Linked DNA regions of Homo sapiens: all the other regions are linked to region 1. A link is a loop called in an ENCODE intact Hi-C map of the cell type or tissue named here. Cell type or tissue: heart left ventricle. All regions are shown on one strand. Links, peaks and the distances in the headings refer to the core of each region. The heading gives the core; the rest is flanking DNA. Region 1 holds the start of PBX1 (PBX homeobox 1). Region 2 overlaps PBX1 (PBX homeobox 1). Region 3 holds the start of LOC107985451 (a long non-coding RNA gene). Region 4 has its middle 120 kb from the start of PBX1. Region 5 overlaps PBX1 (PBX homeobox 1).

Region 1 (5,902 bases), core at 478-5,477:
ATAAAACACAAATGTTTCTGTTAAAAGTCTTTCCAGTTGGGCGCGGTGGCTCACTCCTTTAATCCCAGCACTTTGGGAGGCCAAGGCAGGTGGATCACGAGGTCAGGAGTTTGAGACCAGTCTGGCCAATACAGTGAAACCCCACCTCTACTAAAAAAAAAAAAAAAAAAAAAAAAAAAATTGCCAGGCCTGGTGGCGGGTGCCTGTAGTCCCAGCTACTTGGGAGGCTGAGGCAGGAGAATCACTTGAACCCAGAGGGTGGAGGTTGCAGTGAGCTGAGATCGCTCGACTGCACTCCAGCCTGAGTCACAGAGTGAGACTCTGTTTCAAAAAAAAAAGTCTTCCCAATCACACCTAATAACATTTCCATTGTGCCTGAAGAGATAGCCTGTACTTCCGTCAAGTTCATTAACCTAGCCCTCCAGATCCAGTTCATCCTTTAGATCCACCGCGAAGCCTTCTATTCACTCGAACTGGTTACTCCCTTCTCTCATCTCTTATAGGATGTCTAAGGGCTTGTTATCACTTCTATAGCATTTATTATGTATTGAAATATATCTGGGCAACACTCTAGAGTAATGGTTAAAAGCATAGCTATCGGGGTAAGACAGTTGCAATGATTAAATTAACAAAACACCTTGAATATAATACTTAATTATAGTATGGAGTCAATAAATATTACCTATTTTTAGTATCATTGTGTATACACATCTTATTTCCCTACTAAAATGTTCCTAGATGACAATGATCTTCTGGAATTGATGGTACCTTTTCCAGTACTTTGCCTAGAAAGATTTTATTAGGTTTGCAATTAGAATTAATTACTCACAAACTGATTTCTTATAGACTCTAGGTTGACTTCTTTTCATGCTTTAAAATGTGGTAACTTCGTCTCTGTAAGGGATATGCTAACTCTCAATCACTGTGATTGATATGTGATTTGAGTATATAGTTTTGTGCTCAACTTTTGATTAGTGTTAATTTTTAAAAAAACAGTTTAAAAATCAGGATATGTATGTGAATAAAACAATTGTTATTAAGTAATATAACATCATAATTACAATTAATACTCTGTATTGCATGCCCTCATACCAATAAGTGCCAAGTAGCTTGCTAAAAACTGCTTTGAAATGCTTGCATCAGTGCTCCTTATCTTGCCAAACTTGTTTTGCGTAATGATTGGTGAGAAGAATAACATTTTATTTGAGGATCTCGAAGCACCTGGCAAGGCTGCTTTCCATTTTGCAGATTGGTTACACTGCGCTTGCAGATTGGTTACACTGCGCTTTGCATTTCCTTTGCTATACTGCCATCCAGGAAGAGGGCTGGCTACACAATAGAATATTTTATATTACAAAATATTCTGGACATTTCCTAAGTAATTGGCCTGCTATTTTATCTTATATTCATTGTGACTGTGTACACAGTCAGATTTTTCCCTCTCACTTTGCCCAATGAAAAGATTGGAAGCAAATTTGTGTCTGTCTGGAGCTATGATACTGGACCTTAGTTATGACTTTTGTTGGCTTTTTTCTTGATCCCATTGTATTTATTTTTTATTTTTTCCTACCCATTTTCAATTGGAGTTGTCTTGTTGGAATATGTACCCTTTTAAGCACCTCAAGTTTCCTTTCAAACTGGACAGGCAATAGACACATAACTAATTTTTAACACTATTCACACATTTCTGTTAGACTGAAGCAGATTGTGCAGTGGAAATACTAGGCCTTTGGAGGGAGTCACACTTGGGTTTAAATTCCAGCTTTGACACTTAATAACTGTGGACCTTGGACAAATTATTTAACCTTTCTGAGTTCCCTCTCTGTAAAATGGAAATAATAATCCATAACTCACAAAGATGTCTTGGGGATTAAATAAAATAACTCATGCAAATTACTTGGTGCATAGTAGGCATTCAATAAATGTCAGTTCACTTCTCTTCCCAGTTAATAATGCTTATTAGACTATATTAAAAACTAGAACTAGACTGTGATAATGCATTTCTTTATTAGGTATTTAAGCCAAATAACTAATTTCCCCCGGGGGAAGAGAGAGAAATGTTGAATTAGTTTCATTTGGTGAACTTATTTATTAATCTTTCTTTTTCTTGAGCATTTTTCAGTTTCATAGTCCATAATTTAGTTTTCATGCAGCAAAAATGACACAGTTTGGTATTCTTTTCACCTTTACTGTGCTAGAATTGTTTTTTTAAATGTATCTATTATTACATCTGCCACTTATTAGAGATCTTTATTAATTATATTAACAGCTCGATTGTGTTTCATAACTACGTCGTGCTGACAAACTTGTGCTCTCAGCAGTTTCCCTGAGGTCTAAGCATTTAAAAGAATCAAGTTTTAAATGACAATGCCACAGCAAAAGAAAAGCAGGGGTGGGCGGGAAGACGCACACCGTCTGTGTTCTTTCGTGTTAATTTTATATGTTTGCATTTAAGTGGAGCCACATTTTCCTCAAGGACGCAACCTAAGTAAGGCGAGCAGGGAAAGTGGAAACTAAGTGAGCTGGAACTACAGTACCATTGCACCTTTAAGGACTGGAGACTTGCTATTAGCTCGGCCTCCTTCCCGGCCCACCTCTGAACTCTGATTGACAGGGCGCCGGGCGAGGAGGAGCTGAAGGAGGCTGGAGAGGAGGCGCCGTGAGGAAAGTAGGGGAGGAGGGGGCCGGTCCTTTATCTGGTGGCCAATCAGGGAAGCGGGGAGGAGCTCCAGGCGCCCTCCTCCCTCCTCCTCTCCCCAGCCTCCCGGCTTCCCCGCCCCCTCCCCTTCCCTTTGCCCCCTCCCCTCTCCTCCTTCTCGTCCTCCTCCTCCTTCTTCTCCTCCTCCTCCTCCTCCTCTCAGGCTGTGGTTTTTCTGTATATGTTTCTGGAGTCCTGAGCCTGAGCTAAACAAAAGCAGGAGGCTGACGGGGCTGCTGGAGTTTGCAGAGACACGGAGGAGGAGAGAGCCTGTGCTTTGCCTGCCGCCGCGGCTGGGGGAGATCTGGCTTTTGCAACAGCCCACCCCCTTTGAGATCACTCTGGCCCGGAGTGGGGGTGGGGGGCAGCGGGGGGTGGGGGGGGAAAGTTTGCATTGCAATCCCCCTGCCTTCCTCTCCTTTCTCCCGATCAATGCATATTTGCAAAAGGATTAAGCCACAGATTTAAGCGCCGGGAGCCCATTTCTGCCTTGCAAAGGAGACCGGACTGAAAAACCTAAAGCCAGCTCTGATTTCTTTTCGCCAAGTGGGAAGGTGGTTTATTTTTCTTGCTTTTTGGAGTCAACACCCTTCCCCACCAGCCCTTATCCCCACCCTCACCCCGCAACCCCTTCACGCCCCCTCCCCCTCCCCCTCCTCATCCTCCCACCATCCTCTAAAGAGGCAAAGGGATTTTTTTTTTCTTTTGGTCTTCTTTTTTCCCCCTTCCCTGTTTATCCTGAAAAGGATTTGAAGACAAGCTTGAAGGATAAAAAGCCTTGGTGCTTCCCAGGAGCCGAGCCGAGGAGCAGAAGAGGAAGAGCCGGGGGCTGCCGTAGCCTTTGGAGATGGACGAGCAGCCCAGGCTGATGCATTCCCATGCTGGGGTCGGGATGGCCGGACACCCCGGCCTGTCCCAGCACTTGCAGGATGGGGCCGGAGGGACCGAGGGGGAGGGCGGGAGGAAGCAGGACATTGGAGACATTTTACAGCAAATTATGACCATCACAGACCAGAGTTTGGATGAGGCGCAGGCCAGGTGAGATGGAGGCTTTTCTTTTCCTTTCTTGGGGTTTTTTGTTTTTCTTCCTCTTGCAGGGGGAAACAATGGGAACCGAATCACCACAGCGCTTTTTTTGAAAAATGTTATTTCTTTTCTCATTTTGACAAGCAACTACATGGCGGAGGAGTAAAATTTGAAGGAGCGTTGTTATCGAAAGTGTAATCGCCCATGCCGAGATGTGGCTGTGTACATATTTGTGTGTGTGTGTGTGAATATAGGGGTATTCATTTATATCCACACAAACACACAGGCATGCCGAAAATACTGCCAACTGATCCAAAAGCGGCCCTCGGCACTTTTTACTGCTTTAAAAAAGTATCAGAGAAAGCAGAATTGTCAAGTTTTGAACAGCATTCCATGCCTTCTTGTTGAGGGGACTCTGTAACATTACGAAATAAAATGTCCCAAGAACACTTTATTTGCAAATTTAGTTGACTCCTTACCTAATTCAGCGAGTTTGATTTTCTTTCTTGACTCTCCCGTCCAAAATTAATTTTTATCTTTTCTCCTTTCTTCCCCCCCTACCCAAAATACAAAACAACAAAAAAGCAGGGTATTTCTTTGTCAGTACTTGTCAGCTATCCAGAAAATATTTTGCATTCACTTAATTTTGTTTTTTTAAAAAGTTGATGAAAAGGTGATTTTGTTTTTAGGCATATTTGTTAGTTTTAAGAGACTCAGATTTTTAGTTTAACTTTATTGTCTCCTAATTTCAGCCGGTTTACTAACCTTCCGTGACACAGACAGCTATGTAGGGTCCTTTAAAAAGGGGTGGGGGGACAAAAATCAAGCATGCTCTTTTCCCCCATGCTTCTTTCAGGACCACTTAGAAATGAAAGCATTTATGAATTTTATATATTTCAGTACTATAGGACATGAAGGTCTTCATTAAGGAAACATAATAAACTGTGTAGCCTCTCAAGTTAATCCACTGCCAGGTATATGGTTCTCTACTTCAGGATTTTACAGTAAATTCTCTTTTAAAGTAAAACATAGACTAAGTGACAACCCGCTAACAGCTTGCCCAAGGCCGAACTCAAAAGGAAGAATTTTAAAAATCTAATGACCACATATGTCTGTACAATTACCCAGCTTTGTTATATCTCCGAAGTAGCGTTTTTCTCTTTGAAAACCCTGTAAACAAATATACGCAACTCCTATACTTCAGATGACTTGGTTATATGGAGAAGACATCATTATGTGTATTTCTGTCTACGTGAAATAAGAATCTGAGTTGAGAAAATGAGAGGAAGCAGTTAAAAACATAGATGTTATGAATTATACTCAATTTTAGCTGCAAGCACATGCAACATGTAAACTCAAAAGTACTAAGGTTTACGGGTGTTTGAAAACTTGGAAATGTTGAAAGACTCAAAGTATCCTAAGTTTTGTTTAAATAGGGGAAATTTTAAAAATTAATTGGTGCTCTCTTTGAATTTTATTATCTGAAGAAAAGCTAATAGGTATGGTAAGAGGAAGATTTCCCACTGGCAATTCTCTTTTGAATTGGAACATTTTTCTCTATTATATTGTTCTAGAAGAATACTCTCAGACATACCAATAAACTGGCTTAAAAATAAGTTTGTGAAGTGGAAGGGGCTAGTAAGAATAGATACTACTTTTTTGATGTTCAGTCTCTCTTCTTTTGTGAAACTGTGGACAAACAGGGCTTGGCGACTTCCCCCTTTCAATGGCCTAGATGCAGAGAGAGATCAGATACAATTTTGGGATGGGGAAATTTTCAGTTCTTCCTCTGTAGCTGGCTCCATTTGTGTGCTGTGGAAATACAATATTTTTATAAAGCTGTGTGAGAATTTTTGTTTGCATTTGGGCCTATATATAATAATAGAATTAATTAAAACTATTTTAAAAGACCCAGGAAAGGTCTTTAATACTTTAAAGTATTTTCCATCTTTTTTTTTTTCTACCCCACATGAGAACTTACTAAAATCAACGCTAAGCTTTCTTTTTGGATAAACAATGTAACTCCACTTAGTAGATAGTATGTCCTTTTTTCCTTTTTCTAGTCACACCTTTATAATGTGTATTTATTATTTACAAAAGTAAACCATTAATATTTTAGATATAATGTATGTGTTCATTTTGATAGTCCTGAATTTTGACTTTATTACTCCCCTGCTG
Region 2 (5,902 bases), core at 608-5,607, 150 kb after region 1:
GAGTTCAGCGGGGGATTCTCATGTTTCCAGGATATTTTCAGATTCTGATGGCAACTCGGGAAAGACCACTGTAACCTTGAACTTTGTCAGAGGACCGAGTTTAAGACCACCAAGACATTTCACGCAGACCACCCACTGCAATTTCTTGCATAGGTCTGCTGGCCAGTCTCTTATTAATACTGCAAGGCAACCTAAACTATATTTTGTTGGGAAAGTGGAAGAGCGAAGGCAGGTGTTGAAAAGCCATGAAAAAAAGAATTAAAACAAAAATGTGCCTCAGGCTCCTTTCAGCTGGCAGCAGAATTTCCGTCATCTTTCCCTTTTGAATTTGATATTATTGCAGGAACATTACCACGGACTCAATTTTCACTTGACAGTGAAATACCAGAAGTCGTCTCGGGTCCGGAGTGCTGTCTGCATCCAGTCCCTGTTAATCTGCAGAAGGAAAGCATGGAGATGGGGTGGGTGGCCAAGCTGACACAGGCCTCTTCAGGCTGCTGGGAAAGGGTGCTCCCTGGGTGTGAGGCCCAGGAGTCCCTAGAATTGCATAGATGCAGCAGTGAGCAGCCCACCTGGGTGTGAATCATAGACTTGTTTTGAGAATTAAATGAGCAAATTTATGTAGAATGCTTAGGTCAGTGTCTGACACATACACCAGTGTTCAGTGAGTATTACCTATTGTGACTGTTTCTTCGTGGGCAAAGCAACATCATCCTTTCTCTGCAGAATTTGAAACTGATGTCAAAAGAAGAGGGAGGCAGCAGCATCACACATCAGAGGGAATTTCTTTTAGATTCATATACCGTTTTTCCATTTTCTCTTTTCAGTTTTTTTCTTTCTTATAAGAAAGACTCCAGATGTTGAATTTAAACTGGGGGATGTCTTCAATGCCATTGAATATATTGAGCGTGTAGGCAGGCAGTGGAAGGTGCTGGTTTTTTTCTTTTTTTTCCTTTTTGTTTTTTGAGATGGAGTTTTGTTCTTGTTGCCCAGGCTGGAGTGCAATGGCGTCATCTCGGCTCACTGCAACCTCCACCTCCTGGGTTCAAGCGATTCTCCTGCCTTAGCCTCCCAAGCAGCTGGGAATACTGGCATGCACCACCACACCTGGCTAATTTTGTATTTTTAGTAGAGACGGGGTTTCTCCATGTTGGTCAGGCTGGTCTCAAACTCCCGAACTCAGGTGATCTGCCCGCCTTGGCCCCCCAAAGTGCTGGGATTATAGGTGTGAACCACCACGCCTGGCGGTGCTGGCTTTCTTTGGTAAAACGGAGAAAAGCCTTGAGGGTTTAAGGAGGAGAGAGGGGAGTAAAATAGAGAAGAGGATCAGGAAAAGAAGAACAAGTTGAGGATATTTAATTATTTGAAATATTGTGAAACATGAATATTGATGAGAAGGATGAACAGGGATGACTAAGTGCAAGGCAGGGCGTGATGGCTTACCTTCCTCCAAGTCCCACCTGCTGTTGTTGACCCCATCTGGCCAGCCAGGCGTGAACCTTAGTCTAGCAACAATAGGGGCAACACAGAGTGCATCTGCTGCTCAATGCAGGGAGAGATGCACTCTTCATCTTGTACCTTCTTGCTGTCAACCCTTTCTCTTTTTTTCTTCTGCTCATTTCTTACCACTCTGTTTATGGTAACATTTGAGGGGGGAAAATACATCACCCTATGAAAGAACAGGGTGGCTGCTGACTTTGTACCAACAGCAGTGAACCAGGGCCTAGTTGTCAGCAACCAAGACCTCTGCTGACCCAGAAGCAGACAGGTGACCCTTTCACCAAAACTTCAATCATCAGTCTTCTCTTTTCTTTTTTTGAAACAGAGTCTTGCTCTGTCGCCCATGCTGGAGTGCAGTGGCGCGATCTCGGCTCACTGCAAGCTCTGCCTTCCAAGTTCACGCCATTCTCCTGCCTCAGCCTCCCGAGTAGCTGGGACTACAGGCGCCCGCCACCATGCCCGGCTAATTTTTTGTATTTTTCATAGAGACATGGTTTCACCATGTTAGCCATGATGGTCTCGATCTCCTGACCTCGTGATCCACATGCCTTGGCCTCCCAAAGTGCTGGGATTACAGGCGTGAGCCACTGCGCCCGGCTAGTTTTCTCTTTTTGTCGTGTCTACCTTCCTACTTGCCTCACACCAGTCAGTTGGCTTTCTGTGTCAAGCCTGAGGAATGAATCTCATGAAAGAGCATTGGGAGAGCGGAGATTTTGGAAATTGCTTTCAGAACACAAAATCCCACATGCGTGGGCTTGTTCCCTGCAAGCTTAATCTTGCCTGATGTATATGTGTACATGTGGAAGGCTGAAGGAAGTGCTATAAATGCCCCATTCGTAAGTATTCAGCCATCGTGTGCTGAAAGCCTGCCGTCTGCCGGACACTGAAATGTGGCCTTCACAGGCCGAGGGTCTTTAAGAAGCATGGCCGTGGGGGCTGAGAGCAGGGTGGGGTGACAGGACAGGTTACTGAGACTGAATTTTGTCTGAAGAGTAGGGAGAGCTGTAGTGGTTCCCCTTTGCTGGTTGTTGGTTTTTGTGTGCCCCCCCACCTCAAACCCCCCCACCGTAAGAGAATCAGAAGGGTCCCATCTGCCTTGCAGGGAAGGGTCATGGTTGGTGACTGGTAACATCTGGGGGAGGGGCCACTTCATTATGCCACCCAGAATATCAAAGCAGCTTAGGCGTTGGAACCCAGGGAAGGAAGAAGAGATTAAAAAAAAAAAAAAAAAGCCCCACTGCCAGTCGGGCAGCTCTCTGTCTGCTGTCTGCAGGCTGCTGCTACCCACTCGTTACAATTAAAATGAAGTGTCCGTCAGCGGCTATCTTCTCTGTGTGGCCCATATGTTTCTGAGCTGATACTGTCCGGATTATTCTGTTCGGGAAAACGATAACGGCTGTTTATAACCTTGGCAAAGACTGAGGCCTAATCAGGCTGGAGCACATTTTCACCGACTGGCTGATAACAGGCTGTTAGCAGCCTTATCGCTCGGGAGAGATAGGCCAAAATAAGCAGATCTGTGAGCACAGGAGCCCAATCGAGTGGTACACACTCTGGCCCTGGCTTTATTTTTAGATTTTCCTTTCCCGGTTGATATCGGAAGGCACAGAGGCAGGAGGTGGGGTGGATAGTAATGTGTGCCCCCTTGGGGGTCAGAGTGAGGTGGAGGGGGATGTTAATCACCATGAGAGGCAGAGGGTCAGCCCAGCTTCCAGTGCTCCGGGCTCCCTTCAAATGAGGGAAAACACGTGCAGGTCTTAGGAGACAAAGGAAGGGAAGTGACTGTTTCCTGGCCTGGTGTGTGGGCCCGTTGCCTGTTCCGTTCAGCGTCTCCGTGCAGTTGGACTTTCCACCTAGGCAGGCAGGCATAGGTGTGCGGTTCTGAAAGACTGGTCTCTTTCCACATTCTCTCCTGCTCTAGGGACTGACTTTTGCTTTCTGTCTAAATCCATTTTGCCTGGACGACGACTTCATGGCATCCCTCCAGAATGACTTGCCCTGCCCAACTCATCATCCTTACACATGCCTAGAGGCCAGATGATGGGTTAGGCTACGGGGAAAGGAGCACAGGCAAGTCTTGAGTGTGGAGATCCTTACAGTCTCCTTACATTGATTGAGGCTCAAGGAGGATGTCAGCAGAGGTCCCACCAAGTCATTCGTTAATGACTGACACTAAACCCCTGGGGAGGAGTTGTAAGTTTTCAGAGAAGTTTCTGCCTCTTGGTAAAACCTTCAAGGAAAGGCCCTTTGAACTTTTCTCTATGTAGTGATAGAGAAAAGCCAAACCTGTAACTAGCCTTTGCTTCTAGATGTAATTCTCTAAAATCTTGACCTCCAACATGGCTCTCCAACAGCTATGATAAAAGGTATGTGTAGGAGGTCAGGAACATGTGATTAAAATAAAAACAGGTAAGTTTCCAATGGTGATAGATAGACAGCAAGTGTCATAAAAAGAAGGGGAAGATTGAAGATATTGTTTGCATTAAAAAGTGGAGTCTTGTATTTTCTCCACATTCTGCATAAACCTTCCTATCTTAAAGTACATTAGGGTTTTTACTCTCTATTCTGTCTCTCTCCACCCCTCTTCTCCCCCTTCCTTCCATCCTCTCCTTGCTTTCTGTACAGCTGCCTGATTCGTGGGTCACTTTGTCTTCCTAAGACTGAAAGAATCAGGTGGTGGGAAAGAGGGGAAAGGAACCCGTGCATGGGGGAGGGGAGGCATTTTCAGGGGCACACAGATTGAAGTAGGCACAGAAGGCAGCAGAAAGCATTATTACCATTATCATGCTAATCTATTTACAAGGCCCTTTTATTCATTAATCTTTGAATAGCAGAACTGTTCATACAGCCTGAAATAAGAACCACCTGTGCCTCTAGGACCAAAAAATAAAAGTATTAAGGACAAATGATATGTCGAAGCAGGAAGGGAAAAATTAAATATAAACAAAAGGATTCAAAGCCATTTCTTCTGTCATTTAGATCGTCACATATATGATTTCACAGCTCACGTGTTGCAAAATGGCCAGCTGACTGGCAATTTAGGAGACATCATCCAAGTTCAGAGAACAGCTCTGGGGAGGGTTCCAAATGTTGTGAAATTATTAAACAGTTTGTTTTTAAAGATCCAAACTAAGGTTTTTCTACACTAATTCCTATTATTCTTTTTTGGAAGTAAGCACTGATAAGCCAAATATAAATGATTTTGGTTAATGCTCTAGATTCCCTGATTAACTCAATAAAGAAATCTTTTATATTGTCTTCACAGAATTCATAGTAATATAGAAAGCCAAAGCCGGTAGGGATCTTACATGTATGATCTAGTTCAAGCCTCTCATTGTCTATTAAACCTTTAATTAAGAGTTCTTTACATGTAGGCTAAGCCCCCGTTTGTCACATCACACATAGGTGAGTTACATTATCGTTGGAACAGTTATTCTTACAGGGAGCAATGTAGTTCTTGCAAACACTTATTACCCTGTGTTATAGATACTTAGCAGGGGCTGAAGGGAGATGTAGGGAAAGGCTGCAGCCTTCCTTATATCATTATTTTAAGATAGGAGAGATACCAATTAGAAAGTCCACTGAAGAAGATATTTAGGCCTGAGCATCTTCTAAGAACAAATGCAATAATAGCCAGTGGAATGGAATAGCTTCCATATTCCTTTAGGTGGGACTTTAAATTCTCTCAATAACAATTCATATTAAACGTCATTCCCTTTGTCAAGAGACTGAGTTCTTTAGTTCTGACCACCAAACCTTACTGTTCACAAGTGTTAGAATTATGTCGTCCTAGAGCTGGAAGAACCCACTCTGAAGACTACCCACTCATTTTGTAAAGGGTATTAGAACCCAAGAAAGGGGATGGACTTGACCAGTGAGTCTGAACCAGGACTGGAGCTAGGATATTCTACCTTCTAGCTCAGTGCTTTTGCATCTTTTTGATGACTATTTTGTGATTTAGTTCTATGATGAAGCATTCAAAATAAATCCCTTAACTGTCCATGCCACTGTTTATTCATCTGTAAAATGAAGATTGTAATTTCCCCATTGATTTTTTTTTTTTTTAAGTTCCTCAAGAGCTGGGACTGTGCCATCCATCTCAGTATTTCCCAAGGCACCTAACTCATAAAGTGCTCTACACACAGAGCTGCTCAATAAATGTTCACTATTGAATAGTTGAATGAATGAATGAATATGACTTTTAATTGGGCTTTGCAAGTGATGACTCCTTCAGAATTAAATGATTTTTCTTCTAAGTTGTGTGCACATTCTCAGCCATTCATTTGTTAAATATCTTTCAGGAGAAACAGTGAAAAATGATGATGATGTCTTTGGTAGTATATGGAAGACCTTTCGGTACTGCAGAGGTCTGATTATAATCATGGAGTTTTGTTATTGTCAT
Region 3 (5,902 bases), core at 306-5,305, 360 kb after region 1:
TGACCCCATGCAATCTGGCTATGGAGACTTTGCACTTAAGAAATGCAATAATATATTAACAATTATGGACCTTCTATGTGATTGCCATTGTTCTTTGTAGGTTTTTATTTTTGTATTTTTCTAATTTTTTTCCAATAAAAGAAGTAACCTTAATAATAAAAAAAACATTATTTAGCAAGTAATTTACTAAGAGCCAGTGTTGCAGGACACCTGTATGAGCCCGCTTGCATGGTGAGTATATCCCAGCAAGGAGTCCCATTGGGTGTCCTTGTGCACAATCCCAAGAAAAGACCAAGATGGCCAACATAATTTTACACTTGGACTGAAAAACAACAGTATAAAAGACAGACTTGGCAGGGTGTGTATTTTCTATGGTTTGCTGAGTTCAATCTTCATATCGTCTCTCCTAACTATGCAGTGAATGAATTCGTAGTCGTCCATGCTCCATGGCTCACCACCCGCAGGCACTCACCTGAAAGCAGGCAGAGGACAGCCTCTCACCTTCAGCAGCAATGGGCTCCTCTCTGCGTGGTTGCTGATGCTGTTCCTGGGTGGAGGGGCTGGTAGTGTGTGGGTGAATAGGCATGGAGGCTGAGGCTCTGGGAAACAAAGGGCTGAGCCCATAGGCTTGGACTGAATCTTGCCCATTTGTCAAGCGCTGGCTATGGGAGGCACTCGGGGTGATGATTCCTGCCAAGGCTGGGGCTGGCAGCTGAGCGCTTCGCAGAGCCTGCCTGTCAGTCACTGCTTACGCTCATCCCTTAATGGCTCTTCCCTTGTCATTTGCCTGGTGTCGCTTTTATCTTAAGTGAATTTAACAATGGTGAAAGGTGCCAGTCTGAGATCCCCAGAGAGGAGCTTTGCCGGAAGAGCAGTTAGAATGAAAGTTGCCTCCATCAAATTGCCTCCGCTGCCCCATCTCAGGAATAAGTAACCCCACGGCTGCAGGGGTACCCCGGAGGCCTGGCCAAGCCAGCCGAGCTCTTCCCACAGCTCAGCAGGCAGCCTTAAGGGAAGCCAGCTGCATGCAGGTCTGCAAAACTGGAGACATCTTGCAATTGCTTTTTTCTTAATTTCCACACCCAGAAGTATTTCAGGAGGAATTTAATCTCTATGTTTCTGGTTCATTTACAATAAACTTGTCACAGGATTCTTTCCAAAGAGCCATTTGGTGCCCAAGAGGACTTGTGAGCTTTTTAAACATATATCCATCTTAAAAAAAAAATCTTGAACTAACCAGGTTCAAAGCAATGTCTGAGCCACACATGAATAAGAGATGGTTTTAAATTTCAAATCCCGTTAAATTCCTAAGAGTGGTTTTGTGAGGCAGCCCATCTCACAAATCAATCAATGGCAGGTGAAAGCAAGTATCAGTTTACTGTCCCTGGGTTGGGAGTTGAAGTTAGGGTGTGAGATGGGTGAGCAGGAGAAGTAAGAATAGAGGAAGCAAGAAAATAGACTAGCCGAAGGCATAGTAACTCCAGTTACTACTTCCTACCTCTTACTATATACTAGGTACTATGCTAAGTTCTTACAACACTGTAGCAATTTTCAGATTACCAAGAAACTTTCCCTGTTTTATACATGAATAAACTTAAGTTTAGAAGTTAAGTAAGTTACTCAGTTCACGCAGCTAGTAACTGATGTATCCAGACTGAATTCAGCTCCTTCTGAATGCAAATCAGCAACATTGAAATGAGTGGGGAAAATGGAGGAAAGAAGAAGAAGCTCAGCCAGTTCTGGGTTCCACCCTTTGCCACCGCCCATCAGGGTTCTATAATGCCAGAGCCTCTTTTTCTGTTTCCATCCTCATCACCTCAGAAAGCATGGTGGGATGGAGGGCGAGTCTGGCTGATTCCAAGACATCTCATTGTGCAGACTACAGTTGCTCCATTTGAAGAGCTTGCTTTCATTGCAATTGCTGGACATCACCTCCTATTCACCTAGCAAATTAAGCTTGAGGTACAGCTAGGAAGAACTGAGCTCTGGCTTCTTGACCTTTGAGTGAAACCTGACTTTACTTCTGAAGGAAACTGGAGGCAAATGATTTCCTAGGCACTGAGGTCAGTTATTTCTGTGGACCTTGTATTTATTCATATTTATTTATTTTTTGTTTATTTATTTTTTGAGACAGAGTCTCACTCTGTCACCCAGGCTGGAGTTCAGCGGTGTGATCTCCACTCACTGCAGCCTCCACCTCCCGAGTTCGAGCAATTCTCTTGCCTCAGCCTTTGGAGGAGTAGCTGGGATTAGAAGTGTGAGCCACCATGCCCAGCTAATTTTTTTTTTTAAATATTTTTAGTAAAGACGAGGTTTCACCATGTTGGCCAGGCTGGTCTCGAACTCCTGACCTCAAGTGATCTGCCCACCTCAGCCTCCCAAAATGTTGGCATTACAGGCATGAGCCACCATGCCCAGCCAATTTTTAAGACAAAATTTATTTGTATGTTCTGAAGATTTAAAAAAGAAACAGGGGTGTGTGTGTGTGTCTGTGTGTGTGTGTGTAAGATATCTGTGAGAACAGAGGACAGTTTTCTGCTCTACCAAGACCTGAGTTTGCTTATCACAGTTGCACAACAGTTTATTTGAGGCCTTACTTCCCTTGCTATGTAGTTCATGAAGTGCTGAGGACCTCTGATGGTAGGACTGTTGTATTTGACATTATGTATGCCACACGGAGAAACAAACTATCAGATGCATTTATTTTGATTGTCTTTTTATCTGGCACCACTGCCTTCTGTGCAGTTTATAAACATGAGCATAGATCTCTCCAAGCATGAAGGCCACTTGCAGGCTGCCCAGTGCTTATTTCTCATCTATTTAAATATGGATGGACACTGTGCTCATCCTTTTCTTTAATTAAGGGCTTTCCATTGAATCAGTAAGTGTAAAACTCCCAAAAGAGAGGATGAAAAGCGCTCATATGAAAGCAACCCACTGAATAGGATATGAGAGGACCTTGGCCACAAGGCCTGCCACTGTAGAAGGAAGTAGCTCATAGGTCCAGGCCTGAGCAAAGAGAAGCTTGAGGTGATGAGAAAATGTGAAATGAAGCCCAAGACAGGGGCTTTCCCTGGGTCTCCAAGGTTTATAAATACTTCTGGATGCAAAGGCATGGAAGATGACATACCTCTATCCACGCTCAGGAGATGATGTTGGTAACAGATGTAAAAAGGATTGGAGAACTATAAGGAGAGGGGAAAATGCCAATTTCAAGAGGCAGCAGCTCCTTGAAACACCTGGGATAGCCGAGTCCAGACTTGATTGGTCTCCCTCTACTGTCAGCTCCTCTGGCAACCATGGTCGACCCCATAAAAGGCAGTACTTCACCACAATCAGGTTAGTATTGACTTTTCCGGCTTCATGTAACCCTGTGTTTCCACATATCATTCCCTTCTCGAAACCTCCAAAGGTTTCCCCTTACCTGCACAATGAGCTCCAAACTCATTTCCTCAGCCTCAAAACTCTTTGCCACTTTTACTTTCAATATTTCCTCAACAATGTGCACAATGAATGCTTTACCCTATTAAACCTGATCCATTTGTCACTTAGGAGACCCTCTGTCCCAGTTTTCCCAGAACACGGGATTGTTGATGCTAGAACCAGGAAGTCCAAGGCAAACTGGGATGAGGAGGTTGCCTATCTAAGCCACCCCTGGATGAACACATTTGAATTGCTCTGCTTCCATACCTCTCATGCTTCTCCCCAGCTTAGAATGCCACCTGGTATTTTCTCTACCTGTTAGAATTTATTCATCTGCTAAGGTCCACATCAAATTCTATCTCCGGGGGGAAGCTTTTGCAGATCCCCCACCGTGACAATCCATTTCTCTTTCCTTGGAGATCCCAGTAGCTCTGGTTGTCTGGGGGACTGTAAGAGGAAGGAATTGAGTAGAGTGGTTGGGAACATGAATTTAGGAGGTAGACAGATGTGAGTCTGAAATGTGATTGTGATCATTGCTGATTGAATGCAAGTCATTTAGCCTCTCTGTGCCTGGACTTTCTCGTGGTTAATTGTGGTGGGACATGTAACTATAATACCTAGCTTTTTGGGAGGTTGTGAAGATGAAATGAAATCATATATATAGCACCTGCCTCATGTGGCATATTGATATATACAATGTTACTGTTCTTTGGTTCCTTTATTCAGTGAATATTTGTTGAGTGCCTTATATATGCTGGGCCCTGTTCCATGAAACTGAATCAAACAGATTAAAAAAAAATGCCCTCAAGGAGCTTAGATACTAGTGGGGAGTGGGGGAGACATAAATGTAAACTATAAACTGTGGCAGATGGTGATAAATGCTAGAAAAATAAAGCAGCAAAAGGGAGATAGTGAAGGTTTTATATAAGGTAGAGAGAGAGAGAGCCTTAAGCAAAGACCTAACAAACGTGAGGGGTTGAGCCATGTGGATATCTTGAGCAAATAGGCTTCCAGGTAGAAGGGACAACAAGCACAAGGTACTGAGAAAGACTGTGCTGGAGATTTTGGGATAATATGACTGGAGCAGAAGGAAAAAGAAATGTGGTAGGGAATGAAATCAGAGGTAGTAGGAAGGGCAGTCCATGGAGGACTGTGGAGGTAACCAAAGTACTGTGGCTTATTCCTTGCACAAGAAAGCATGACCCTGAAAGTGTTTTGGACAGAGAAATCCCATTTTCCGACTCCTCATTTTAAGAGTCGTTCTTACACTGGGTTGAGGATAGACTATAATTGCGGGCAAAGGCAGAAACAGGAAGACCTGTCAGGAGACTGTTGTTGTAAAACTGGGTGAGAGAGGAAGATGACTTAGGCAAGGGTGCAAGAAGTGAAGGTTATGAGAGTGGTTAGATTTTGGCTCTTTTGGGGGGTAAATCTTGGCTTTTTTTGGAGGTAGATTCAACAGGACTTACTAACAGAGAGTAGCCTGACTCCACTCAGGAATGACTCAAAGGCTTCTCTAAAGAAGGATAGCATCACTTGTCAACTGAGATGAAGACTGGGGATGTGCAGGCCGGAAAAGAGTTTAGCTTTGGAGATGTTACGTGCGTGATTTCTTTTAAACATCCATATGGAGTTGTTGAACCATGTTAACCAGGCAAATCTTCCTTTAAAAAAATAAATCTCAGGCTTATTTAGTAGTTCAAGAGGAGGGCAGAGATTAGTGGGGGATAACTAAAGCCCTTCCCTGAGACCTCCCCTAGGTACTACTACCACTACTCAACCAGAAGCTCAGATTCACCATCTTATCCTTTTTTTCTGAATCTCCCTCAGTTCTTAGAACAGGACTGGGCCCAATAAATTTCTGATTTGTATTGTCTAGTGACAACAGAACTGTAGAGCAGGAACTTTGGGTTTCAGGAGCTCTTTTAAAACAGAACCTTTGTGCTTCTAAGGCCTTTTCATAAAAGAACCCTGCCCTCCACGTGGAAGCTTTCTGAAGGCACCCAGCATATTCCATAGTCCTGCGTGAACCTTAGTGAACACTCAGGTAGGCAATGCTTGGTGGCAGACAACTTCACTCTTCCAGGTTCCCCAGAAACAAGAGAATAAAAGGCAGAAGATGAATGGCCTTTGCCTCTGAAACAGCTGCTACTGCTCCCACAACTGCATGGCCAGTTGATTTAGAGATTTGTGAAGAGAGCCTCTGAGCCCCTCACTTCTGCCAAGTGAATTGCCAGGAGCATCCCATGGCAGGAGTTATCGTTCTACTCCAGGTGCTGCAGGACAAATGCCCTGGAGTTGGAAGATGAAATACCCTTGCTCCTAGAGGAAGCTGCAGGCACGACCTGGGCACACATGTGAAGATGAAGGTTATCCTGCCCTGAATAGCCAGCAACTTGGAGCTAAGTCAATAACACTCATCAAAGACTAATTCCAGAGGGAGGCACCTAGGACTTGCTGTTGCTGAAAGACTGATAAT
Region 4 (5,902 bases), core at 605-5,604, 120 kb before region 1:
ACTGTGGGACTTGCACCAGCAAACATGTGGGTTCTCAAGCATTCAGCCTTGAATGGATAATTATACCATTGGCTTCCCTGGCTCTGAGACTTTGAAACTTGGGCTGAGCCACACTACCAGCATCCCAGGGTCTCCAGCTTGCTGATATCCTGTCATGGGACTTCTCAGCCTCCATAATCACACAAGCCAATTTCCCTAATAAATTATGTCTATCTATCTATCTATCTATCTCTCTATCTCCCTCCTATTGATTCTGTCTCTCTGGAGATTCCTGACTAATATATTGAGTATGTAATTCTAATTTGGAAATTAGCGCCTCAGAGTTTTTAGCACAGTGTCTTCTAGCACCCAACGTTTCTCTAGAGATATTACACATCATTCACATTTCTGCTTTTTGATATGTAAACTGGTTTCTCTCTCTTCATGTTTGCTCTCAGAGTCTCTCTCGACTTTTAGAATCTTTCCTTCTGTTTTGAAATTTTGTGCTGAGATTTCCTGTTGTGAAATTTTATGTTTCTGGGTGTATTTTCACATTGTACTAAACATTTTGTAAGCCTGTTCAATTTAGAAGTACATATCCTGCTTTTAGACATGTTTTTATATTATTTATTTGATAATACATACTTCCATTGTCTCTATTTGTTTCTAGAAATACTATTTGTTTCTAGAAATACTATTACACTATTGAAACAATCCTCTAATTTTCTTACCTTTTTCTCTCTAGTTTTTCATTACTTTGACTCATTCTACTTTCTAGTGGACCTCCTAAAATATTTTCTCCAACCATAATATTAAATGTTTTATTTCTACTATTTTTTCTAAATGTTTTCTTGAGTATTCAACTACAGTAACATTCCTTTGTTTCTCTTATTTCTGTAAGGATATTAATTATAATTTTTGAAGATGTATTTTTCCCTACCTGCAATGTTTCTGTTCTGAGTTTTCTTTTTTCCCTTTGTTTTAGTTATTCTCTTTCATATTTGAGGCTTTCCCATCTTGACAATCCTTGGCTTTGCCCTTGAGCTGGGCGCGGTGGCTCATGCCTGTAATCCTAGCACTTTGGGAGGCTGAGGAGGTCAGATCACCTGAGGTTGGGAGTTCAAGACCAGCCTAACCAACATGGAGAAACCCTGTCTCTCCTAAAAATACAAAATTAGCCATGCATGGTGGTACATGCCTGTAGTCCCAGCTACTCAGGAGGCTGAGGCAGGAGAAATTCTTGAACCCAGGAGGCGGAGGTTGCGGTAAGCCAAGATCATGCCATTGCACTCCAGCCTGGGCAACAAAAGCAAAACTCTGTCTCAAAACAAAAAAAAATAAAAATAAATAAATAAAAAACAAAACTGTGTTACATTCATCCTGTGAAATACTACTCAGTAATAAAAAGGAAGAATCTATTTTTTAAAAATGAGCATGGTTCTTACGTGCAAAGGTAGAACTTTCCCTCAAAAGTTTCTTTGCAAGATAATTTTAAAAAGTAAGGTTGTCATTCAAGGGAGCCAGAAATTTCAAAGTCTGAATGTCCTTTCTCCAGAAACCAATCTTCTGTCCTACTGTGAAGATGTGGTAGATATGAGAAAGCAACAGGATGAATGTTTCTGGCTCTCAGCATTCTAGAAGCTGATCATGGGAAAAGGGTGAAGATGTTTTATAATTTGCTATGCAGATATTCATTTAATCCCTTTGTTTTCAGTCCCATCTCTCAGCCTTGCACATCAATATATCCACTGTTGTCCCAGAGACTGATATATATTTGTTACATAATTTTTCCACAGTATAAACCTCTGTTCTAACAGGAGAGAAAGGAGGATACCACTTTGTGGACAGGGAAGGGTACCTGTGGACTCAGTGACTCTGTAAGCAGACTTTCACTTAACCCCACTTTCACTCCAGTGCCTCATCCTTGTCTTCCACATATGCCTCCAAATGCTGAACCTCTCAGGGCTTTGCAGAGGGGATTGATTCATTTCACATCAGTGTCTACAGCTACAGGCACTTAGTTACAACTTCTTCTAGTCTGCGAAGATAATTAACACTTGTCTCTCTACTTCCTTCTTTTAAAAATGTGTTGAATTCTCCCATCTACTGTCATCTCCTTTTCTGTTTTCTGTCCTGGTAGATTAACTTTTTTTACTCCTTTACTTTTTTTTTTTTTTAGTAGAGTTGTGTGTCTGTTTTTGTGTGTGTGTGTGTGTGTGTGTGTGTGTTTGCTCAATTTTTTGGTTTGTTTATTGATTTTAGCCTATGTCAGAATTTTAATGCCAGAAAATTCTGGTCCAAAGAAAATGTTCAAATGCTGTAATAATATTGTTTTATCAGTTAGTTGCATACATATATAAAGAAAGAAAATAGGAGGAAGGAAAGAGGGAAAATGGAAGGAAAGGAAGGAGAGGAGAGGAGAGGAGGGAGGAGGGGAGGGAAGGGGAGGAGAGAAGAGAGGAGAGGAGAGGAGGGAGGGAGGGAGGAAGGAAGGAAGGAAGGAAGGGGTAGTTTAGACTTAAGAAAGAAGATGGTTCAAGAATATTATGATGCAGACATTTAACGTAAAAACAACTCTAAGTTGTTATAAACTCTGACATTTCCACCAAAAAAAAAAAAAATCACTATGCTTTGCCCCAGAAATATACCTCCTGGCAGACAGTGTGGGAGCACTGGCTTCCTCCAACTGTCATATATTCTTTCTTCTACCAGGCATTTTTTGGTATGAAAAGAATTTTGAGAGGGGAGTGAGAAAGAGAAGGGAGAGTGTGAAAGTATCCAACTACCCTCTGTGCCCAGCAGGGCAGTAACTAAGCTCTCTGGCCAGCAGAGGGAAACTAGCACCCATAGAGAGCCCCCAACAGTGCTGCACTGAACAGAGAGTTGGACACAGTCCCTAACTTGGTGACCTTTTGAAAGAGATGTGCTCCCAAACTGCTGGCAGGCAATACCAGGCTGGCTGCAAGGAGCCTTTACTGATTTCCTAGGTTTCTCCCAGACACACTTAAAGAAGGTTATGTGTGGTGTGTGCTGAGATGGTAATAAATTAAATTATAGCGCTGGACTAGTTATCTACCATATAATGGCAGATTATTTCACTCTCTGAAGAAACAAAGACTCTGTCCTTTCTCAGCTGCCTTTGATTTTCTGAGTTGTTGTCCTAGAAATTTTTTAAGAGCATGTTTTGTTATCATCCGAAAATCTGCCATCTTGTAAACATAGCATTTCTAATAGTTGAAAACTGTTTCTTACCTTTGGTGTGCTATTTACCTTTAAATTAAAGTGTCAGGTGATAGCAGATAGAACTTCTTTCTTCCCAAGTGTCCTTGTCACTGTCCTAGTTCAAGTTCTCATCACTGCCAGTTTTCTGCAACAGCCTTCTCTCTGCCCTCAACTTTGACCTTTCTGATTCAAATCTTGGTCTATCTGACTTCAAGCTTATGCTGCTTTCATTTCACAACCTTCCCACTGACTTTTCTAGCCTGCTCATCTGATGTAATATGGGAAGGACGGCACCTCAGAATTAAACGATTTGCCATCAGTTCATGCTGTCTCTTCTCTCCCTTCTCTCTCTCTCTCGCTCTCTGTCCCTCTCTCCCAGAATTCTTCTTTCCTCCCCTGTGATATTCATGCTGATCACAGACCCTAAAAGTCAACATTCTTTATGTTTCCATGCTTAGAACCTAGTACAGTGTCTGGCACATAGTAAATGTTCCATTAAAATGTGTTAAAGCCATGAACTATTAATTCATAGAAGCCATAATTTATATAAAGTGTGCGGTTTTCTTGAATAGCTGTAGTGCCCAAAGTTTAAGAGAAAAAGTAATAATAATAACTGGGTTGACGGGATTGAGCCAGCATCTTTTTGTGCTAGGAGGATGTGTTGAAAAGATGAAGAGGAAGAGAGCTAACAGTATTGGCAAAAGATGGGTAGGTGAAATGATGGATTGTGTGATCTAGCGCAGATCTGAAAGAAAGCGAAGACTTGACATGACTCATAGATTTGAGGATGGACCAGGAGACAGAGTAAATATGGTGGGAGTGAGAGAAACTTGGAGAGAAAAGAGGCTGTAATCAGAAATATGATGTTGGAGTAAGAGGTAGAGAAGTAACAGACTAATGCAAGAAGTAAGGAATGGCCACAGATGAGGACTGAGGATTATATGAAAGGGCAAACAATTGTGAGGCATCAGAATCACAAGGTAATACTGCCAGAGTTTAGCAAAACATCCATGCTAGAAGTCACATGCCTTTGGTGACACAGCTGGTACTATTGCCAGGTGGCACATACCTTGAGCAATGAGAAGCTTTTACATGAAGGTGAAGGAGTAATAATTTGTCTCTTTACTGACAAATGGGAACTAAGCCAGGCAAAAGCAGGCAAGATTTAAACACATGATAGGACTAGAAAATGCAAAGTGCTGTAATGTAGTACAAATTATACTAAAATACTTGAAGGAACACACACACAAAAAAAATATTCAGTACAGACTGATAGATATTAGGGGCCCTTGTAAGACAGGGAACATTAAAGGGCACAAATGATCTGCTATTTTCTGTTCACTTCTTACTACCTATTAATTCAGAATGTACATATGCTTTGGGTTCTTGAAAACAGCCTTGCATGTTAGCAAAGTTAAGCTTGTGCCTCAGTAGTCTAATTTTAGAGTTGTAGAGAGGTTCACTGTCCCTTGCTGGTCTGAAATGCCTTAAGGGGCCCAACTTTGGATTAAGAAAGTCCTATTAGTGTAATTTCTGCTAAGGAGTAACATTTTAAACTCTCCTTGAGAAATGATGTACACTGGGGAATGAAGGCAGCATGTTGAGAAGCAAAAAATTAGGTTACAGGACACTTTCTGGGAGATGAAAAAATCAGATGAGGTGTGGAGAAAGAGTACAGAAGAGAGTAGGTGGAGGATTCCAAAGGCAACCCTCACTTGCCACTCAATGTCACTAAGGAACTAAGTTGCTTGTTCTTGCCTCAAGGACTTGTGCACCAAGCATGCAAGCTCAACTCCCCACTGTGAATGAAAAACTATACTTTTTCTTTGACTTGACTGTTGACTCCACTGAAATCACAGCAAAAAATATTAAACAGAAAGCAAAACAAAACTGTCTAAAGAAGTTACGTAAGGTACTTGCTGCATAGCTTGGAACATAACCTCAGAATCCTGCATTATAAAGTTCACTGTTAATTTTGAGTTTGTCCACCTTATATCCTTGCTGGGAAATGTAGCAAATAAAATGCTCTCACTCTCCACCTATCCCTTTCTTACTGTCTCCATCTCTTATGTGTCCCTGTCTCCAGTTCTTTTTCTGACTCATAATCATTCTCTCTCTCTCTCTTTCTCTCTCTCTGTCTCCCTTTCTCAAACACTTGAAATTTTAAATAAACTTCATTCAGGTAGAATTTATGTACAAAAAGATACATTCTGCTGAGTCTTTACGAATGTATACCCTTGTGTACCCCCACCGCATACAACATTTTGATCACCCCCAGAAAGTTTCATCTGCCTTCTTAGGCAATCCCCCTACCTCTGACTCCAAGTAACCACTGATATGCTGTCACTACAGATTAGATTTGTCTTTTCTATATTTTCCCATAAATGGAATCATTGAGAATGTACCCATTTGCATCTGCCATCTTACAATCAGCATAATGCATTTAAGATCCATACATGTTGTTGCATGTATTCGATTCAATTCTTTTTTGCTGAATAGTATTTCATCATATAAATATCTGGGTCATGTGGTAAGTGTATGTCTAACTTTGTAAGAAATGCCCAAACTGTTTTGCAATGATTCCACCACATTCTATTCTCACCAGCAGTATGTGAGAGTCCCATTTGTTTTACACCCTTGCCAACTCTCCACATTGTCAGTCCTTTTTAGTTTAGCCATTCTAATGGATGTGACTGGTATA
Region 5 (5,902 bases), core at 390-5,389, 150 kb after region 1:
ATTCTGGTAGAACTGCTATGTTTATAGACATCATTTGGCATTTACCCTTCCACATCAGAGCTTTCATATTGGAGTTGACTCTTCATTTTGAGTTGACCAAGGTGGGCTTCAGTGTGAGTGAGTGTGTGCACTTGTACAGATACACCATAATCTAAGAATCACCCTACCCCCATGAACAGGGTGTCACGCATGTGCTTGACTGTGTGCTTCTACAGTGGCAGGTAGAGTGAATGCAGTGCAGGAAATATCAGCCCTTTTCTAAAGCACTATGAAAATGAAAGGGGGAGGTGGTTGGGGGATGGAGAGGACAGAGGGGGAAATCACTTCTTTGTCTAAAAGGGAAATGCCAGGACCGTCCCTTCAGGTCTGTTAAGTGTCTATAGGATGAGGAGGAAAATTCTTCTTCTCGTTGACATTGTGTAGGTCTGTGTGTATCTGCATATGCCTATATTCATTATGACTCATCATCTTACTCTCATGGTCTTTTGGAGATACTTTGTCTATTCTGGAGTGCAGAGGTAATTAACTTATGGTGCCAGCTCCACTGATATCCAACCATATATATCTTTGGATTTTTGAAAACCTGATGTTTGCAAATGTCTATTATTAAAAAAAAAGAGAGAGACAAGGTCTCACTATGTTGTCAGGCAAGAGTGCTGTAGCTATTCACAGGCTCGATCCCACCATTGGTCAACACAGACTGCTCTGTGTCTGACCTGGGCTGGTTCACCCCTCCTTAGGCAACCTAGTGGTTCTCTGCTCCCAAGAGGTGATCATATTGACATCAAACTGAGTGTGGACACCCAATTGGCATAGCGCACTACAGCCCAGAATTCTTGGGCTGGAGTGATCCTGCTGCCTCAGCATCCCAAGTAGATGGGACCATAGGTGTATACCTCCATGCTGGGCTACAAAAATCTGTTCTTATCTTCTGTGCCTTTTTCTTGTTATTCTAAAAGGTGGAAAGCCGAGCAACTTCAGGATGGTGCTGTAGCATTGTGAGTGAGAGGAGAATATATTTAGTTCATATGGCTGCCTTATGTGTAATGGATTACTGGGTATAGGTCCATGTATTGTTGATCTGTGGCATGACAGGCCTGGCAGAGGGACACAAACACATATGTACAAAATGGCTCCCTGCTCATTACCACGAGCCTGAACTCATTTCAGCTGAGACGACCAGTTAGCCAACAGCCCAGGCGTACATGTGACAGCTTGGGTGTCTGCCCCTGCTGGTCATAGCTACCGCTTCCGTCACTGGCTGTTAATCAGAATATGAGAAACTCTGGCCATTTCTACTGGCTGGACTCCGTGTGCTGCCTGAATCCAGGTGCATGCAGAGATGTTCTCAGATCTAAGAGAGGTCAGGAAGGGAAAGGGATGATTCCTCCTCCTACCTTTTCCTAAGTCCCTTCTCCACACATCCAATTGCACCCATGAGAACCGAACCACCATGTTGAATGGGGTCTGGCATTCAGAGCAACTTCCCTACAAATCTCTTTTTATTGGCATTTCCTCCAATTTAACCAGCCCTGAATTGCATTTGAATCAGATGAGAGAAAGAGAGGGAAGGAGAAGGGAGGAGGTCCCTCCCTCTCTTGGAAAAGCAGCTCACAACCAGCTTTATTTGGTAAAATGCTGCAATAGATGCTTGTCAGAAATAATTTATTCCTGTTAGCTGTAATCTGAAGGAAAACAGATACAAGTCCTATAGTTAAAAAAAAAGTAAAGTAGTCTTGCTTTCGCTGACAGTACAAAGGTGTCATATACAAGAAGGATTGACACAGACCAAGGGGTCTTGTGGGAAATATGATAATAACTATAAAGAAGACAGATTATTCCCCAGTTGCCAACATTCAAACCTTTTTACAGTCAGTTCAAACATATAAAACTTTATTGCTCTAGCAGAAAGGGGAACAATTTCTGGTTGCACAGCTTTCCCAGGGCTGGGTTTATACTGTCTGTGTTATTGCTCTATAGTGGCATTTTAAAGTTTATTGAACAAGACTTTTACAATTGAAGGAAGTATATAAAACTGTAAATTTATTAGATTTTTCAGGATAAGTGCCCTTTGTAGTTGTGCTCAAGAATTCGGAGCTATGAGAAACTGCTAGTTACAAGACTTATTAATATTAAAGACTGAGAGTACGCACATTTTATACCTTAACTGATCTCAAAAATAATATTATTATATTACTGAATGTCAGAGCTCTGATACTATAGAATTGGATGGATACACACACATAGGACTCTATGTACCAGATGTGTTTATTTTTCACTGGCTAAAAAGTTAGCTTTCGTTATATCTTACTTTATTTGCTTTTAACACAGTTGGTCAGGGTATTCCTCTGTTCATTGAAGGATGTCTCAGGTAGATGTTTTTTCCTAAAATCCTTGCTGATTTTCCAGCATTTCTCAGTGTGTGGGTATAATGCAAGTACAAGTGTTAGGTTTTAAGAGCATATTTTATGGTGAAGTAATATATTGTTGCATTCACAAAAGCAACTATAACTTTGATAATCAAAATACTACCAAAAGGAGTTCTTGTTTTCCCCAACTTCTCATTTTTCATTTCTTAAAGGTTTTGAGGGAAATCATTTGAGAAATTTTGTAACATTTGTGATAATCTATAAAAAGGTTTCTCAACCTCAGCACTATTGACTTTTTGAGGCCAGATGATCCTTCATTATGGGGGCTGCCCTGTGTACCGTAAGCTGTTTAGCTGCATTCCTGGCTTCCACCCATAGATGCCAGCAGCATCCCCACTCCCCCATTGTGAGAACCAAAAATGTCTCCAGACATTGCCAGATGTCTCCTGGGAGGCAAAATTATACCCAGTTGAGAACCATTCATCTATACAGTATTATAATATGTCTGGGGAAAATACATTTTACTGTAAATAAATAATATAGGTTGTGTTTGGTAATTAAAAAATATATTGTTACTAAACAAGATGAATTACAGGATTATTTACTTGCAGAAATATCTGACTGTTGACTGCTTTTAAATAAGGTGTTTCCCCCAAAGAATGTAACATAGCTCAATCTTTAAAATTTTTCATATAAATTTTGGGGATCATATCACTATGTGGAAGGAGATGCCTTGCTTGCTTACTTAAGCCTCAGGACATGTGTTTATGGATATAATCACTTATGAAACCAGACCTCATATTCTTTTTATATTATGTTATGATTAGCCACTGATATGTGTTTGCCTTTTTGATTTTTCACATGCATATGCAGAAACATGTATATGTATATATTATGTGACTAACACAGTGAAGGATATGAAAAGTATGAAGACAATTTTGATTATAATTTTCTCATTTGACAAGTTCAATTTTGAGGTACCATCAACTTGCCTTTAATTTTCAATTTGTATTCTAGAATTCCTTAACCTCTTCAGAAGGTTTTCATGGTAGATACATTTAAAACATTCAAATAAGTTGTTTATAGCACCTGTTCACCTTCATGCTGCCTGATGTTATTCAAGTACCTATGTGTGAATGGCACTTTGATCTGGAATTCTGTGTTAATTTGTCTAGTGGCCATAGCATTTACAGAAATAAGCTAAAATGTTTTCAAAAGGACTTAAATTGTAATTGGCCTTTTGGTTTTTGATTGCTGAGTTTTGGAATTCTATGGTTGATATAAAAAAAATCTAGACACTTGTGACTTACTAAGGAGTATCTTGAAAATGTCTCAATTCTGTTATTCAGTGGAACTACCATTCTCTTTTGCCCCTATGACCTCTGATGGCTGAGCGGTGTTAGCCATATACTGTGTGTCTTTTCACCTCTTCTTGCCATCTCTGTGGGTCACTGGGCTCCTCTGGAAACTTCTGTAGGCAGGGCAGAGGTTTCCTTTTGTGTTTCCTTTTAGACCATGCCTTAAGAAGTATGGTGTGACTTCCTTTATTCACTAAATGTCTTTCTGATAAGCTGTGCATGAATTATATGATTGGAAAGCAAATCATATTAGAATCCACTAGTGGAGTCTGGCTAGGATATCCATTGTAATCCTCCTAGTAAGTCATAAGATCTATTCACAATCACCCCTTTAGTTATGCACGGTTTCCTTAAATCATAATATATCTTGTTAGAGTTTTTAAACTACTAATGTCCATTCTAGTATGGTGATATGTATGATAGCTGTGTCCTGCCTGGATTCATGCAGTCACATATATATGATATACCTTTTTTTGAACATATGACAATATGCATAGCCCCTATTTGGTGAACTGTCTTCTCTACAAATTATAGCCTTGGTGCTTTACAAGGTTAAATAACACAGTCTCTAATTTAAGTAACAGTGAGAACCAGGAAGATTTAAACAGTCTGAGTCAGGCACACATAACCCTACCCTCAAAAGCACTCATAGCTAAGTGGGGGAATCTTGCTGAAGTCTTGTTAACTTCCTGGGTTTCAAAGTCCCACTTCCAGGTACCATGGATGAGGCAGCAGGCATGCAATTACAGAAAAATAAACCTTTAGTCAAACAAAAGAAGCCACTGAAAGAACTGAAAACCCCTTCCTAGTCCCAGCTAAATTCCCAGGGAAGATTTAGGACCTGTGTTTGTCCTGAGTTAGTGGATGGTCTTGGCCAGTTTGCCATCTGTAGTGGTGAGTTGAAAGGGACTGTGGGCTCTGGAGGCTGAAAGGGAGTGAGCAGGAACAACATGAAACAGCAAATGTCAGGGAAGTCAGTAAGCCCTGAATCTTTTATGAGACCTTGGATATTCTGATCACAGCTCCGCTGGCATCGAGATTGGAATACAGATTATGGGAGGGAGCGTCTGTGACATGAAGCCCTGGCTTAAATCTTCCCAAGGTTTTAACGTGCCTTACCATATGAATATTTTGTTATTTTATTTGGCAGTATTTCCACAGGAGGCCAGGAAGGAGAGCACTGAGTAAGCCAGGGGTAGGGCAAATCTAGAGATGGGAGAGATTAGAACAGTATTGTGGCTAATGAGACTAACACCACTGAGGTGTGTGTGTGTGTGTGTGTGTGTGAGAGAGAGAGAGAGAGAGAGAGAGAGAGAGAGAGAGAAAGTGCTGAATCCCCTGTAATCCTGTCTCATACAAGGCCCTGGTGCTAAAACCACTGTAACTGTTTATGAATTCACTCCAGCTACATAGTGAGAGGAAGGAAAGAGAATAAGAAGAACCCAATGCTGGAATGAATTTATGCTTAAGAGCTTGTCTCGGGAATGCAGCTGGGTTTAAGAGTCGCCAAGCCAAGACACCCTTTTTGGGAAAAGGGAAAAGAAAAGGAAAGGAAGATAAAAACCCAGGAGACTGGAGGGACAGTGGGAGGAAGAGGAAAGAAAACGTGCTGCTCCCAGATGGGGAAGCCTTGTCTGAGTGAAATGGCATTATAGGTTGTCTGGGTGTTAGCCCCTTAAAGTGGTTTAATTTCCCACTAAATAGAGATCACTGTGAGGACTAAGAACCAAGCAAATGCTTTCGATTGCGCTATCTTGATTAGAAGCCCTGCATTAAGGCAAGAGCATTGGCAGAGCCCGAGAGAGCTGAGGCACCCTGAGGCATGCAGCAAGGTCCATGGCAGGCTAGACTTCAAGTGGCTTTGCCGGAGCATGACTTACAGCAGATTTGATGGCCTGGATTTTGCTTTTCCACACCTGTCCCCATCTGGTAGGCCATGCTGTCTCGTAGCCAACCTGCAAGTCAGTTAGGTGAGGCCGAGTGACCTCAGCCTGATGCAGGCCACAGAAGCAGAGCGAGGCAGAGTGACTAAGTGACTGCTGGAATCCTAGTAAAGCAGGGATAGGAACCAGAGTTCCTGGACTGCACGCAGCCTTTTCTTTGGTAAGAGAGGTTGACTACTGTAGTAGCTGTGTAAGGGGCAGATAGAGATGAGTGAGAGATGGTCATTCCTAA

The links. A loop is a pair of places that touch in the nucleus more often than their neighbours do. Peaks named below come from ENCODE experiments on the same cell type or tissue, not always from the same donor. Only the 100,000 strongest peaks of a DNase experiment are listed, where the experiment ranks them.
Region 2: it touches region 1 in a loop (2.7-fold over the local background); 17 of 110 quality-filtered maps call a loop at or near these places.
Region 3: it touches region 1 in a loop (4-fold over the local background); 5 of 110 quality-filtered maps call a loop at or near these places.
Region 4: a loop joins it to region 1, with 2.5 times the contacts of the local background. A loop is called at or near these places in 5 of 110 quality-filtered maps.
Region 5: it touches region 1 in a loop (2.1-fold over the local background); 16 of 110 quality-filtered maps call a loop at or near these places.

The regions. Positions count from the first base shown.
Region 1 is chr1:164,556,278-164,562,179 of GRCh38, forward strand. PBX1 (PBX homeobox 1) reads left to right here and starts at 2,907. Exons shown (of 9, transcript NM_002585.4): 1 at 2,907-3,736. The coding sequence starts at 3,546. RefSeq lists an enhancer at 2,489-2,988. In heart left ventricle, for the core only: no CTCF peak of the experiment used is centred there; DNase peaks (open chromatin) are centred at 2,654 and 3,584; H3K4me3 peaks cover 3,621 bases; H3K27ac peaks cover 3,337 bases.
Region 2 is chr1:164,709,464-164,715,365 of GRCh38, forward strand. The region is part of intron 2 of PBX1 (PBX homeobox 1); the gene reads left to right. Among named protein-coding and RNA genes, the nearest start is that of PBX1-AS1, 62 kb to the right of the region's middle. In heart left ventricle, for the core only: no CTCF peak of the experiment used is centred there; a DNase peak (open chromatin) is centred at 3,298; H3K27ac peaks cover 2,135 bases.
Region 3 is chr1:164,911,804-164,917,705 of GRCh38, forward strand. It overlaps LOC107985451 (a long non-coding RNA gene), which reads right to left and starts at 572. Exons shown (of 3, transcript XR_001737807.2): 1 at 473-572. RefSeq lists a silencer at 2,429-2,723. In heart left ventricle, for the core only: a CTCF peak has its summit at 2,629; a DNase peak (open chromatin) is centred at 688; H3K4me3 peaks cover 268 bases.
Region 4 is chr1:164,437,592-164,443,493 of GRCh38, forward strand. No RefSeq gene overlaps it. Among named protein-coding and RNA genes, the nearest start is that of PBX1, 120 kb to the right of the region's middle. In heart left ventricle, for the core only: a CTCF peak has its summit at 2,805 (motif pointing right); no DNase peak of the experiment used is centred there.
Region 5 is chr1:164,702,406-164,708,307 of GRCh38, forward strand. All of the region lies in intron 2 of PBX1 (PBX homeobox 1), which reads left to right. Among named protein-coding and RNA genes, the nearest start is that of PBX1-AS1, 69 kb to the right of the region's middle. In heart left ventricle, for the core only: a CTCF peak has its summit at 2,717; no DNase peak of the experiment used is centred there; H3K27ac peaks cover 1,288 bases.